2 separate regions of the Mus musculus genome follow, and region 1 is linked to region 2. A link is a contact called in ENCODE POLR2A ChIA-PET data. All regions are on one chromosome and are shown on one strand. The core of a region is the stretch at or near the end of the contact, and the rest is flanking DNA. Distances in the headings are between cores, read along the strand shown.

The links. ChIA-PET counts read pairs that join two places held with the same protein, here RNA polymerase II (POLR2A).
Region 1: POLR2A ChIA-PET joins it to region 2 with 37 read pairs in embryonic stem cell. The contact joins the promoter of Lrpap1 here to the promoter of Rgs12 in region 2. POLR2A ChIA-PET finds 5 or more read pairs at or near these places in 4 of 5 experiments (Patski and embryonic stem cell).

What each region holds. Positions count from the first base shown.
Region 1 is chr5:35,100,291-35,107,191 of GRCm38, forward strand. Lrpap1 (low density lipoprotein receptor-related protein associated protein 1) reads right to left here and starts at 5,409. Exons shown (of 8, transcript NM_013587.3): 1 at 5,189-5,409; 2 at 2,105-2,249. The coding sequence starts at 5,401.
Region 2 is chr5:34,944,469-34,951,600 of GRCm38, forward strand. It overlaps Rgs12 (regulator of G-protein signaling 12), which reads left to right and starts at 4,980. Exons shown (of 17, transcript NM_173402.2): 1 at 4,980-5,056.

The DNA of each region.
Region 1 (6,901 bases), core at 4,159-6,658, 160 kb after region 2:
CTGCATCTCTGATGACCACAGAAAGCCACTTCTACTGATGGGTCAGGAGATAGCTGTGAGAGGACAGCGTGGGTGCGTACACCGTGACTTGATCTGGACTCCATTCGATCTAACTTAGATCTTACAAAGCTATTTTAAAAGTGGGCAGTGGCTTGAGCTTCTAACCTATGATGATTGGGAGGCTTAAGCAAGAGGAATGCTTTGAGTCTTGGCGTTTGGGCGCAGCCTGGGCAACACAGTAAAATCAGTACGCTCAGATACCTCTTAGCCTCAGAGCCAGTGCCTGGCACTGCCTCTGCAGCTCTGCTGCCCAGCCCCAGCCTGCTCATTGCTTGCTTGCTACCATGGAAAAGAGCTGGTCACCCCCAACCTGGGTCGCCTTGGTGCCCAGGGTGGGTCAGGGTAGGAGGAGAACTAAGTGGGGAACTCGAGCTCCATTAGACTTGGGCCCATAGGCAAATTGCTCAAGACTTCAGAGTTGAGACTGAGCAAGCTCCGAAGTGCTTGCTCTCTATGAAATGGAGTCCCAGGGAGCTGAGCAACTCAGGAAGTTCCCTGCAGTGTCCAGGCCCAGCCTGGGGAATGAGGCAGCCCTGGGAATGGCAGTGGGCATGTCCCTGAACAGCTTCCCCACAGGACTGAGGCCATGTGAGGTTTTGCACTGGACCGGAGGGTCTAGATGATGCAGTTCCCATGAGACTAGCCCTTAAGGATCTGGCCTGGCCCAGGTAGAGCTGGTTATAGTTAAGGGGCCCAACCCTTCATATGATTACCAGCAGCATCTGTTTCTTAGACAGAAACAGATAGACTCTGCATTTTGGTCCCCCAGATGAGGGGCCAGTATTGACAATAACTTGAGCAGTGAAGGGAGGGTCCAAATGGACCACACCCAGAAGGTGTCCTGCACCCATCTCCAACAGCAAGAGCTCCACCAAGGGCTTAGAAGGGTCAACTTCATGTGTCAGCTCCTAATCCTGTCAGGTCTGCTGCTCTATGAGCCAGACCCTGTCAAGCTGGAAGAAGCTAACCCCACCCAGGACACTGGCTAGCCAGACGACGGTGGTCACCAGCTCTCTTCCTGGCCTTCTGCGTTCCTCTATTTCTGAGCCCAACTCTATCTCTGCAGAGCTGGCTGCTCACTTCCTTCTGGCAGCTCCCAGCCTCCTCTCCTAGGAAGCCAACTCCACACTCACCATCAAGCCTGAGGAAGGGACTCTATACAGAGCAACTCCTGCCATAGCAGAGACCTTAGCACTGAGGGTTAGTTCTGAGGAAGCTGCTTGTATGAACCATGGTTACAATTCAGTTGCTTATAACAGCCAACATTAACTCCCATCACCCATCCTGCATACCAGTAGTACCTTACAGAGGGCACTACCCTCAGTTTGGGACTACTATGAGAGGCAGGGCATGCCTAGGTCACGTGGAAAGCAGTGTGTTAGCACAAGGAGTGGGGGTATGGCAGTGATGGGGGTCAAATGTGCCTCTGGTTAGCCAGTGAGTGGCAGAGCAGGGATAGAACCTCACGCCCAGGGTATGCAGAAGAGTTGGTGGCCAGTCTATGGGCTAGGTCCCGAATGTCACAGGGTGGCACATAATGAACCCAACTCTTCCTATCAATGCCTGACTGTGGGCTGAGGGTGTGAGGAAGATGGGAGGAGAATCCAAGTGGAGCACACACCCATCCTCTAGACCTAAGGATCCATGTGTGCACTAAGTATGCACAATGCATACGCCATGTGAAACTCTGCCCAATCTTCCATGTCCGCACAAGGAAATCAAGGAAATGCTCACAACCCACCTTGCCAGCACAGTCTGAGATCAGGCCCACTTCCTCATCTGGGTGACAGCATCCTTTGCATCCGTCCTAGCCAAACAGCTCCAGAGCCTTTGGTTGCCTGGGTATCAATGTACCAAGGCCCTAGCCCTGACTCTCTCCCAACATTCATAAAACAGCACAGGAGCTTTTGAGCAAACCCAGGGCATGTGTCCTCAGGTGAGTCACCTCATAGGCTGCACTTGCTGTCACAATGTCCCCCTACTCCAGTCCCTCAACTTGGCCTGGGGGCTGGTGGCTGCCCCCGCTGTGAGAATAGGAAGGTACCGTTGAGGTTGTGGATCAGTTTTGCTTCTTTCTCCCCATCCTTATCCAAGCCTTCCACCTTCAGCTTTTTCCAGTTGAGTTCATCCCTCTCTTGTATCTTCAGGTCAGAATGCAGCTCGGCCAGCCTCACAGGAGACAGATGAAGCTGCCCAAGAAGAAAGGAGGGACATGCGATAAGCCGATGTGCGATGTACCACAGGCAACAAGGCTGACCTGGGGGAGGGGGAACTGAGAGTTCAGAGTGGACAGGGCTGGAAGTCACTGACAAGACACACAGGGACTTCAAAGACTGATGACGCCTATGTCAGGAGCCCAGCTAGAGACACAGCTGAGTCTGTGTCTGGAAATCCCAGGTCCAGGAGGAAGCCAAGGGCTGTCAGAAGGCTCCTGCAGCAGGGCACCACACCTTTCCCACGCTGACACCTGGAGCTACGGACCAGGTAAAGCATACATATCCATTGAAGGGCTGGACTTGGTGAGGAAATGAGTTATTTTTACAAGAAGTAGGAGAAGAAAAAAGAATCACCACATAATAGAAGATTAAATTTATATAAAAAAAAAAACCTTGCCAATATAATCTTACATTTTTTTTTGAGGTACCAGGACCAGATTCAGGGCCTTGTACAAAGTAGGCATGCTACCACAGAGAGATTCTTTCTCAGAATCAGTTAGGACTCTGCTCCCAGGGGACCTGAGAGGTCAGCTCCTGTAATCTGAATACATTTTGTTTAAGAGGATGAGACTGGGTCTCTGAGAGGATGTGGTAACCTGCAGAGGTTTCCCTACCCCAACTCCAAGGAGAGTCCTTTGCTCCCCACACTGCCCAGGAGTCTTCATCTTGCAACACACTGGGCACGTCAGATCGCTGAGTCAGGACAGACATGTCCCAAATCCCGTCACAGCTCATCATCCTAAGTATGTCTACGAAACAGGAACCGGGTAACGCCAGAGTCAGGGCACGAAGGGCTAGACTGCCATGAAGCAATCCCCCTCCTCCCACAAGTCTCAAATTGCCCAATCTCACAAGATAGAGGTGGGCTCCATGCCTTTGCAGAGCTCTCCCATACCCGGCTCCACTCCCTTGGGTATCAAGACAGACCTCAGCTCTTCTAAAGGTGGACTGGGAATGGGGCGAGGCAAAGAGCTCTGCCACACTTTCTCTTCCACCTCATACATGATAAACTGCAAGGATAAAACTTCTCCTGGATAGTGAAGATCACTGAGAATCCCCACAAGGCTACAACCCAGGAGAAGCCTAGGGGAGCACTTCAACTACTTAAAACAGTAGGGATGGGAGCTGATTGCACTATCGGCCTCACCCCGAAGGGCAGAAGGCCCAACCCAAATGTTTACATGAAAGATAAGAACCTGGTGCTCTCCCCCTGAGCTCAGGTGACCTAGCAGGTAGGACCCAGCTGGAAGCCTCCCTGTCTAGAAAGAAAAGCAGCAAAACTCAACCTATGTCCTCAAGGCCTAGGCTCCTTGGAAGTAGAGGGAGTAGACACAGGACATCCTGTAAGGGAAGCCACTGGAAGAACGAATGTCCCCCTCCGTTCAACAGAAAAAGTGAACGCAAATCCCCTGCAGAACTTTAGGGCTGGAGGGCTGGAATGACGTGCAGCCCAAGGCTTAGACAGGATGACGAGAGCAGCCGTCCGCACAGTGACATCAGACTGTGGACAACCAGCAGAAATATAATCTGATGCTGCCACTGATCAGTGGCCATGGTGGAGGTCCAGGAGACCACCAAGGCACAGAGTGAGGATGAAAGTCACCTGGATGTGCATGTGGAGGACTGGGGGCCACCTTCTGAGTGAAAGAGACCCCAGGATCTACGGACAGCAGACCACATTTCCCCAACAGTCTTCGACGGTACCTGCTAATGTCTTCGTGGCCCCATCCTCATCTTACTGGGTAATCCCAGGTGAAGCACACTCATCCCGTGGGCACACCCCTGGAGATGGCGGTCAGGGACAGCCAGCCTTTTACCCTAGATGGTTCCCACTGCTCCCATGCTCTTCACACAGCCACTCCCAGCTCTGCTCCCGGACCCTTCCCCCAGAAAGCTGAACTGCTTTTCCAGGCCACAGGGCTGTCCTAAACCTTTGCAGGCTGGACACTTGTCCCCCTCTTGCAGCAGTCTCTCAAAGACACTGGCTGGCCACTAAGCTGTCTGTGAGGCACCACTCCCCTTCCCCAGAAGCCAACCTCCCAACTACCTCTCCATCCAAAGTCTCCAGGGCCAAAGTTCTACACGGTTTTATTTTAAAAAATCACTTAGTTTGCAAATTATTTACTCTCCCCTCAAACTCAGGAATGTTTAAGCTGGAGGGCTAAAGGGCAACCCTCTGCAAGCTCTAGAGGAAGATAGTGTGGCTCTGAAAGAATACTTAAACAAAAGCCCAAGTCCTAGCCTAGGACTGTAATCTGGGAGGGGACCCAAGTTCCAGGCCAGCCCTCAGGCTCTGGATATCTCCATTTCAAAAGGAAGAGAGATTAGCATAGCTACTAAATCTAACTTCAGCATTCCCCAGACAGGGTGTAGTGTTTACCTATACTAAGGAATTCCAATCCCCTAAGGAACTGCTTTACCCAAATTAACCAGCTCCATTAGCAACTGGGGCTTCTGCAATCTCCATACAGTCTTATCTCAGGGCACCGTTTTTTTTTTTCTTTCATTGGAGTAAATACAGATAAAGAAAAGACTTCCAAGTCTGGCCCCATGTAGAAAGTGCCCCCCCTCCCCTCTACCTCCATCTGAATTGGCTCTTTGGAAAATTAGCTTTTTGGGCAGAGGTGTCCACAGCTAGGAAGGGTGGGTGTCACTCATTCTTTAGGGTCCCTAATTGCACTAAAGGCAACCACAGGCCCTTGACACCAGCACCAAGTTCCTTTAGGGCCTATGGGTCTCTTATTACAAGTGAGGTCAAGATGGCCCACCTGACATTTAAAGGGGGGCTGTACAAAGGGTAGGCCGTTCCCCGTCCCAGAGGTTATGTTGGCCTCTCAATCAGGGCCCTGCTCTCCTTCGCTCACACGCAGCACCTCGCCCCCATCCCCGCGCGTCTCCCTGGCCCCGCTCACCCGCTTGGCCTTCTCCCATAGCTGGTTCAGCTTCTCCATGCGGAACTCCTCCCCGGACTCGCGCTTGGCGGCCATCTCCGGCTCGTTCTTCTCTCGCGAGTACTTGCCGCCATGGCCTGCTATGGGCTGGGGCACAAGCATCAGCGGCAGCAACAACAGCACTAGCAGTTGGAGCCGGGGCAGCGTAGAGACCCTCTCTCTTCGAGGCGCCATCTTCCTCTGAAGCGCTAGCAGACTGACAGGACTGGGTCTTGTAGGACCGCCCATCTGTAGCCCCGCCCATCAACCGGTCTCCGCGAGGCCCCGCCTCCCTTCTCAATCCGATCCCGCCCACCCCAGGCCCCGCCCATATGACTGCCCACTTTTCGGTCTCTGGCTCCGCCCTGCCCAACACCAGCAAAGAGCAATTATCCCAAGGTATTTTCACGCTGGGGCTGCAAAATTCAGAGCTCACTAGCGGGGCTGTAAGGAGAAGCAGCTGGGAAAGCGCACTTATGCACCGCCCCACTCCTCGTAATCACACAAGAAGTGCGGCGGAAGATGATTTTGCCATTAAACCCGGGAGCAGCTATCTCAGCTCCGTCTTTGGGACACATCCCAGACACTTCCCCTCCGGGGTTTCTGTTTGGAAGGCTTTGTGCACTTGCCTAGTCTCTGCACCTGCAGCCCTGGAGAAAATCCAATGGACATAGTGAGGCCCAGCAAGCCTGTTGGGGACATGGCCTGGCCTGGTGACAACCTGGTGCTCGAGGAACCCAGGAGTCTGGTACAGGCACCAGCAGTTTGGGCCCAGGAGGGACAGGCAGAAGAGTCGTCTGGTAAGGATGACCAGTGTCTTAGTCAGGGTTTCTATTCCTGCACAAACATCATGATCAAGAAGCAAGTTAGGGAGGAAAGGGTTTATTCGGCTTACACTTCCATGCTGCTGTTCATCACCAAGGAAGTCAGGACTGGAACTCAAGCAGGTCAGGAAGCAGGAGCCGAGCAGAGGCCATGGAGGGATGTTCCTTACTGGCTTGCTTCCCCTGGCTTGCTCAGCCTGCTCTCTTATAGAACCAAGACTGCCAGCCCAGAGATGGTACCAATCACAAGGGGACCTCCCCACTTGATCACTAATTGAGAAAATGCCTTACAGTTGGATCTTGTGGAGGCATTTCCCCAACTGAAGCTCCTTTCTCTGTGATAACTCCAGCTGTGTCAAGTTGACACAAAACTAACCAGTACAACCAGAAAGGGTCTCCAATAGGGAGATACATGGAGGACAAGGGTAGGGGATATTTGGGGGGAGTGGTGCTTTTTTCTTTTTTTAATAGTTTTAAGCTGTATTTTGTGTTTCCACAAAAAGGGTTCAGTATATCTGGAACCCTGGTGGTTTGCAGACGTTAGCACCTGTTTTCTGAGATCTATTTTTGGTTTGGTTTGGTTAGCTCTGGTTATCCTGGCATTCACTATATAGACCAAACTAGCCTCAAACTCAGAGATTTGTATGCCTCTGCCTCCCAGATACTGGGATTAAAGGTGTGCACCACTTTGCCCGGCCTAAAATGTCTCCTTTTCAGATAGGAGAGAGGGTTTTGTTTTTGTTTGGGGGTTTTTGTTGTTATTTTGGCTTTGTCTGGTTGTTTAGATCAAACAGGATCTTACTCAGTAGCTCTGGAACTCAACTATGTAGATCAGGCTCACCTTGAACTCTCAAAGAGATCTATCTACCTG
Region 2 (7,132 bases), core at 3,730-6,229:
TTGGCCCTGGGCAGCCACACCCATGACTTCTTGCTTCCCCCAACTACAACTCTCCAGGCTAGGTGACTTTACAGTCCTACATCCCTGAAGACTCCATGAGGATGTAGTGGATTATGTCTACAGGAATCCTACCATTGACAAGTCTCTGCTGGGGCCCCAAGACTGTCCAAAGACATCTCTAGAATCTGAGTGGAGGCCACCATAGGCCTCAGCTTGTGTCATCTACATGACTTAGTTTAGCCTTTGATCCTGATCACTTCTCATTAGGCAACCTGTCCCTTTGTGACGAAGGGTCCAACAACCCTTCTAACTTCTAGCTAAGTGCGTATCCCAGTCCTGTCCCTATTCCACTGGCCACAAAGCTCAGTGAGCAGACACTTTTGGAGGCTAGAGTCGCTTCTCAGGGACAAAGCTGCCACCTCGGATTTCATGGGACAGCAGGTCAGGTTGGTAGTTCACATTAGGAAGTCACTAGGAAACCAAGTGCAGTATTTTCGATGCTGGCTTCTGCTGCTCTTTTGTGTTGTTAGGGAGGCACCCAGAATCTTGCATATTGCAGGAACGTGTTCCTATCTTTGAGGCTAACTTCCTGCTCCCAAACACAATAGCAGCAATAAGATACTATTCCCTGAAATTCCTCATCTCCAGGGAACTTATGCATGCAGCCCTGCCCCATGCCTCCAGCACAGCGAGGTACAGCTACTCTACCTCAAAGCTCTCACAGCACCATCATCACCAGGGTTGATCACAAGGAACCAGAGAGCAGCAGTTAAACATCTATGGCTGTCACTTTGAGGTGTTTTCTGATTTACTTCACCTTGCTTTCTCACATAGCCCAGGCTGGCCTTATATAGAATTACCATAATCATCATCATCATAATAATTATTATTATTATATAAAATGCCTTCAACTGCTGATCCTCTTGCCTCTGCCTGGAGGTCCCATGTTTACAGCTGTATGCTGCCATGCCCAGCCATTCTGGCAACTTTCCAGTGTGATATTGATAGCATGGATGGGTCCCTTAAGAAGAGCATTTCCAAGTGGGATCTGCACAGGATGCAGACGTTCTTCTTATGCATGTGGACATCCACCTGTGCAGCAAAGCCCTTTTCTGCTTTGTGAAATTGCCCCAGGCCTATACCTGCAGGAGCTCCCTGTCCCCCATCCCCCGGCTTCTGAGAACCAAGAGAAATAAAAGGCTCCAACGCAGGAGCAGTCTGCTGTAGTTAATGATTCTCTGTTCTGCTCAGCAACAATATGGTCTATTAATTGATGCATCTTCTATTTGGTAACAGTCTTCCTAATTAACACAGGCTCTATTTAGTAACAGTATGTCCTATTTAATTTCTTTCGTGTGTTCTGGTGAAAAACATAATGCTTCATTTAATATATTTCATCTGTTTATTTCTCATGAATTTTGTAACACGGTGCAGCTGGTGGTGTCTACAGACCATGGAAGAGGGGTGATCCGATGGACAGTTTTCCAGACAGAGGGGTCTGAGCTCTTGAGCCAGCATTTTAGGAAAGGGCCAGGGAGTTCAATCAACAACATGGCCTGTGTATGTGTGTGTGTGTGTGTGTGTGTGTGTGTGAATTTGGCAGGGGGTGTATTTCAGCTGGACTTGGGGTTCTTAGCTACTGTTTTCTAAGTTCCTCATGTCTTCTATCTACCTTTAATGTCACCAAGTCCCCAGCAAGCCTTTCTTTGGTTGTCTTTTCATGGGGTGGCTGCTGTACCTGCTTTCAAACCTGCTCCCCTATTTATAGTGCTAAGGCCCTAACTTTTGTTCCTCCTCCCCAGCAAAGGGCTCTGCCAGGAGCATGGATGGCAGTCACACCTGCTGGCCAGCTTGTTACAGCTTCTCGAGCCTTATGCTTGCCTGCATAGATATCCCCAAGGCCTACCTGTTGCACAGTACTGGGGAGTGTTCAGAAGGATTTTATAGATAAGATCTCTGTGTTTGGAGTACGTATGTGGCTTTGTGGCCGCAGCATTGCACAGCTGTCTTGCCTATGTGACCTTCAGTGGTAGGCATAGTCTGGTGGGTGCCCTGGGAGGTTATGGGTAGGGGAGGGATGAGATCTGGTTCCAGAGGACAGCCCCAGAGTGGAGCCTGTACAGGAGCGACAGATGAGGAAAGATGGCCAACAGCTGGAGCAGCATCCTCAGAGGTGAGAGGGCAGCTGGACACTTGGACAGGAACACTGATCCAAGTCACATTTTCTTTATTCCCATGCTTATAAGTGGATCCCATATCCTAACCATTGTGAACAGTGCTGCAGTGAGCATGGGGTGCAGGTATTTGCCATACAACCCTCACTTTCTCTGGATACATACCAGTAGTGGGACTGCTAGATGACATGGTTGTATTTGTAATGTTTTCTTATATTTTTTGATTTATGTATATGAGTATACTATAGCTGCTTTCGGACACACCAGAAGAGGGCATCATTGGATTTTATTACAGATAGTTGCGAGTCACTATGTGGTTGCTGGGAACTGAACTCAGGACCTCTGGAAGAGCAGTCAGTGCTCTTAACCACTGAGCCATCTCACCAGCCCTATTTGTAATGTTTTGAGGAACCTCTGTGTGGTTCCCCTATCAGCACCATCAGCACCAGTTAGTTAACTGGCATCAAACACATGTAAACTGTGCAGCCATCACTCTGTCCTCCTTTAGAATTTTCCCATATTCCAAAACTTAACTTGTCCAGTATGGGCTCCTCATGTGGCCACCATGGCTGAACCCACCTCCTAACTCCTTGCCTGATAATTTAGACAGGTGACTGACTTCTGGCTGTTTTTGACCCTGCATGTTTGCCCTTGTAAAGGTGCTACCAGAGAGGAACAGAAATCTGGGAGATAGCAACCTAGGGGCAGTAAAGGGACAGAACATGGGCTGAGCATGGTCTGCCCATCCATGACCACATGAAGGATCTTGGCTGGAGGAATAGAGATTTCACAGTGACTAGCTTCTTCGCCAGCCTGAGGATCCAGGCTTGGGGACTTGAGCTTTCGTCCCTGTTCCTACATCAAGTCTATAAGGCACCTGGAATGCAGCCCAGTGTGGAGGAAATGAAAAGCAAAAAAGACCCCTATGCTGGACGCCTTTCACAGCCTCTGCTGGCTGCTCTCCGTCCTTCTTGGTGTCTCCCACAGCTCTGGGAGGCAGCCCCCTGTGGCCTGCTTCCTTCTGGCCTGGTTGTGCTTCCTTCAAAGGTCCTCTGCCTTCTCCCTACCTCCCTTTTTGTACGCTGGGATAGCTTATTGACATTAGGTCCTTTATAGTTGAGGTTCCACAAGGGCACAGAGGGTCAGGGTGACAGGCAACAAGAGGACTGTCAGCATCTCTAGGGCTGGAAGTAAGATAAGAGTGGTCATGGGATAGGGGAGAAAGCAGAAAGAGCAGTGACCCACACAAAACGACAACGCTGTGCTACCTAGCAGGGTTGACTGCTGGCTGTAGAATGGATCAGCAATGAATGTTTAAAGGGGGAAAAGACAGGAGAGGAAGAAGCAGGGCCAAGAAAGTAAGCAGAGAGATTTTGAGCTTGAAGGAGGTCATTGAGGCCAGGCTGAGAGAAGAGGTGTGAGGGGGTACCACATGCATAGAAATAGGGCTCTGTTACTCCATTGGCCTCAGTGTCACAGGGCTTCCTACTCAAGACACATTGACAGTCAATACATCTACCTATGCAGTGAAACGAAGCTGCACACTGACAAGAACACAGGGTTTACTGTCCTGGAAACACTGGAGGGACTACCAGTCGTGACTTACATTTCCTGAATTTAGGGAGGAAGTGAGTGTTAAAGGTTACAGCTATGGGGTTTTTATGATGATTTAATCTCAAGACCAAGAAGCTTGAACCAGGCTGGGGCTGGTGTTTGAGAAAAAGAGGGCCTAGGCAGTGAATTCCTGGTCTAAACTTTTTAAGTAAAATGCCCAGTTTCCTGTTTTCTGAAAGTACTTTAGCTAGTTTCTAACTGGGAATGAAACTTCTGAAGACGCTGTGGCTGCTCGGAAGTCAATGTGGGAAGGGAAGGGGAATTCTGCCCTTGACGTCTTTCACCAAAGAAAGGTCTCCTTGAGGTAGACAAGGTCCAATGTTCTGAAAAGGTTGGGCGTAGGAACTATAAAACCAGTTTGTGCAACTATTGTATCATAGCCTGAGTGGTGCTTGGGACAGGATTGATGTATTTCTCTCCATCTCAAATGCACGCCCTCAGGTAGATGACCCCTCTCCTGGCAGGTGGGAAACTTTCCTCACAAATGCATCGTGTCTCAGAGCTGCCCCTTGAAGGAGGACGAAGTGGTCTCTCTCTGCACGTGAAGAAGATCACACATCCCAGCTCTCTGCAACCATTCAAAAAAGAAACCCATCTGGCTTTTGCGATTTAGTAGGGTAGCTCAACCCCTCAGCTGGACCAAGGCGGAAGTCCCGCCCCGGCCTCCATGCTCCGCCCCGCCTCCGTCTAGCCTTAAGCCCTGGATGTTGAGCTTTCCGTTAGGTCTTCAGTCCCAGGCAAGTCCCTACTTCTTGAGCGCTTCTGTGCTAGGAGTCCGATCCCGCCTGACCCCGAGCCACTGTCCAGTAGGGCGGACTTTGCTCTCCAGGAGCCCGGCCCCCAGAAGCCGGATCCCGTTGGTCCCTGACTCCAGCTGTCCAACGACCTGATCTATCCCCTCATCCAGCTCCGTCCCCCAAAACCTGACTCCACCAAAATCCTAAACTTGGTGAATCTCGAATGAGCCCCACCAAGAGCCCAAATCACACCCTCCAAAAGCGGCTGAACTCCCCACCCTTCCAGGAGCCACACCCCCAGAAGCAGGACCCGCGGGGTCAGAGTCCCGAAGCGCACAACGGCCTGACCCGCCCCTCACGGGTCCCGCCCCCAGAGCCCCGCCCCCTAGGCCCTGGGCCCCACCCCCAGGAGTCGGAGCTCCTCTCTCAGGGGCCGGACCCTGCCCCTCCCGGAGCCCCGCCCCCGGCCCGGCGACGGCGGTGACCGTTGATGCTTTCGGCGGGCGCCCGGCGGGAGCAAGCGGCGGCCCGGTAGGTGAGCGGAGCCGGCGCGCCTCCTCGCGCGTCTTTCTTCTCTGGCGCGCGCCCCCGCCCGGCCCGGCCTTGTCCTCCTGCGGCCGTGGGGCCGAGCTCGGGCACCGCCCGCGCCTTCTTTGTTCGCGCGGGACTCCGGGAACTTGCCCGCGCGGGCTGCGGCCGGGGTCCCGCGCAGGCCGGATGTGCGGGTTCCGCAGGGCTGCAGCCCACCGGACTCGGGCGGGATCTGACCCGGCTCAGAAGCCGGCCCGGCTGGCCATGAGGGGACTTTAATGTCCAACTCAGCCCGCGGTCTCATTGTTTGGGCAGAGACCGTATCCAAGGACCCGAACTGAGGAAATGTAGGGCAAGAACGCAGGGCAGCCCACAGCGAGCGAGCATCGAGAATAGCTGGAGGGGTTAGAGCTGGGAAGTGTAGACAAGGGGGTTCAGAGTGTAGATAGAGGGGCCCCAAACCTGTGGACTGTGTGTGTGTGTGTGCGCAGAATTGTAGAGTGTAATAAGGGCTCAGCTGTGAAGTGTAGATGAAGGGGTGGTGTGTAGCTAGGGCCCAACCCCTGGAGTGTAAACAGAGGGGCTTTGACCAATAGAATACAAATGGAGGGGCCCAGGTTCCTGAAAAGGCCTCAGATGGAGTGTAGATGGAGGTCGCCCTGGTGAGGAAGCCTTGAGCCTACATCAAGCAACTGGTGTGTGGGAGAGGGGAGAGAAGCAAAATCAATTGTGAATCAAGGGCCTGCTTACATTCTAAAAGTTTCTGAAGAAAGCACAGTTGTCAGCAGGACAATTTCTCCAGAAAAACTGGGATAAAAATGTTACATCTTTTTATTTGGGGGGGGGGGGCTGGATGACAAGTACCAAGTACTCAGGCTGGCAGGATCTGGACTTCAGGCACACTGCTGGGATAGAGAAAGTCACGGGGTAGAGGGAATGGCTTAGGTAAGACTCTGGAGTAGGATGGATCTTTAAAGGATGCAAGGCCATTTCTGTGAAGTTTCTTGGAACCTACCTCAGTGGGACAAAGGAGGAGGGTTGCTTCTGACAGGAAAGATGAAAGGCTGGAGAGCTGGCAAAGGAGATCAGCAAATACCGGAGCTGAGGAAAGGCCCTCAGACTTGGGGTGGCCTGTGTGTTGCCAGTCTTGGCGCAGGAGTCAGAAGGCAGGGTTTATACTGAGTAGACCAAATTGCAGTGCATCGTGGAGTTGCCAGCTTGTGACATGAGGCACTTTGTGGTCATCCCCTGTGTCAAGGGCTGGCTCACTTTTTGCATTCTGTTTAGAACAACAACCTCAGAGGGTGGGAGCGTGGGTAGTCACAAAGGTGACACCGAGCCTGGTGACCTGGCTGCTGCAGTAGCTCCTGCAAGGATCCCAGAGGTAGGAGAGGTTGAGGCTGAGCCCTGTGTTTCTAATCCTGTTGTCATTTGACATCTGTATCTGAGACAGGCCCAGCATGCTGGTCCCATCTGGCTGCCTTGGTTGTGGGCTCCTTGCCTTGCTCTGGCAGCAAGTGCATGATGGTGGTTGCAGCGTCCCCACCCCCTTTTCTTTCTTTTTGTGTGTTTGCTGGAAACCCTGCAAACACTTACTAGTCAGCACTTGTTTTAGTTTCCTACAGAGCTTAAATCTAGTGGCTTAAACAGTTTGCTCTTCAAGGCTCAATGCCAGAAGTCTGCAATGGGTCTCACTGGCCGAATGTCCTTTGGGGATCAGAGAGATTCTCCTTCCCTTCTCATGTCAGATGGAGACTGGCCTCATCCCAGGGCTCAGGGCTTGGTTCCAGCATCACGTGGCCTTCTCTTCTCTCTTAAGCCTCTCTCTGCCATGATCTGTGAGGACTTTTAGGGTTGCCAGGAGATCCAAAGTCCTCAGTTTACAGCTGCAAAGCTCCTGGAATGTTTTCACCTTCTTGCTGAGGAACAGCCTGGTCCTTGCACCTTCGCCAGGGTGGGACACGTGGATCTACCCATGGGTCCTGCATACCAAAGACCACAATAGTTTGTGGCTTTACTGCCCTGTAGATGTGTTTCTAGATGCACACTCAGCTGTGAGAGGATGCAGTGTCCATC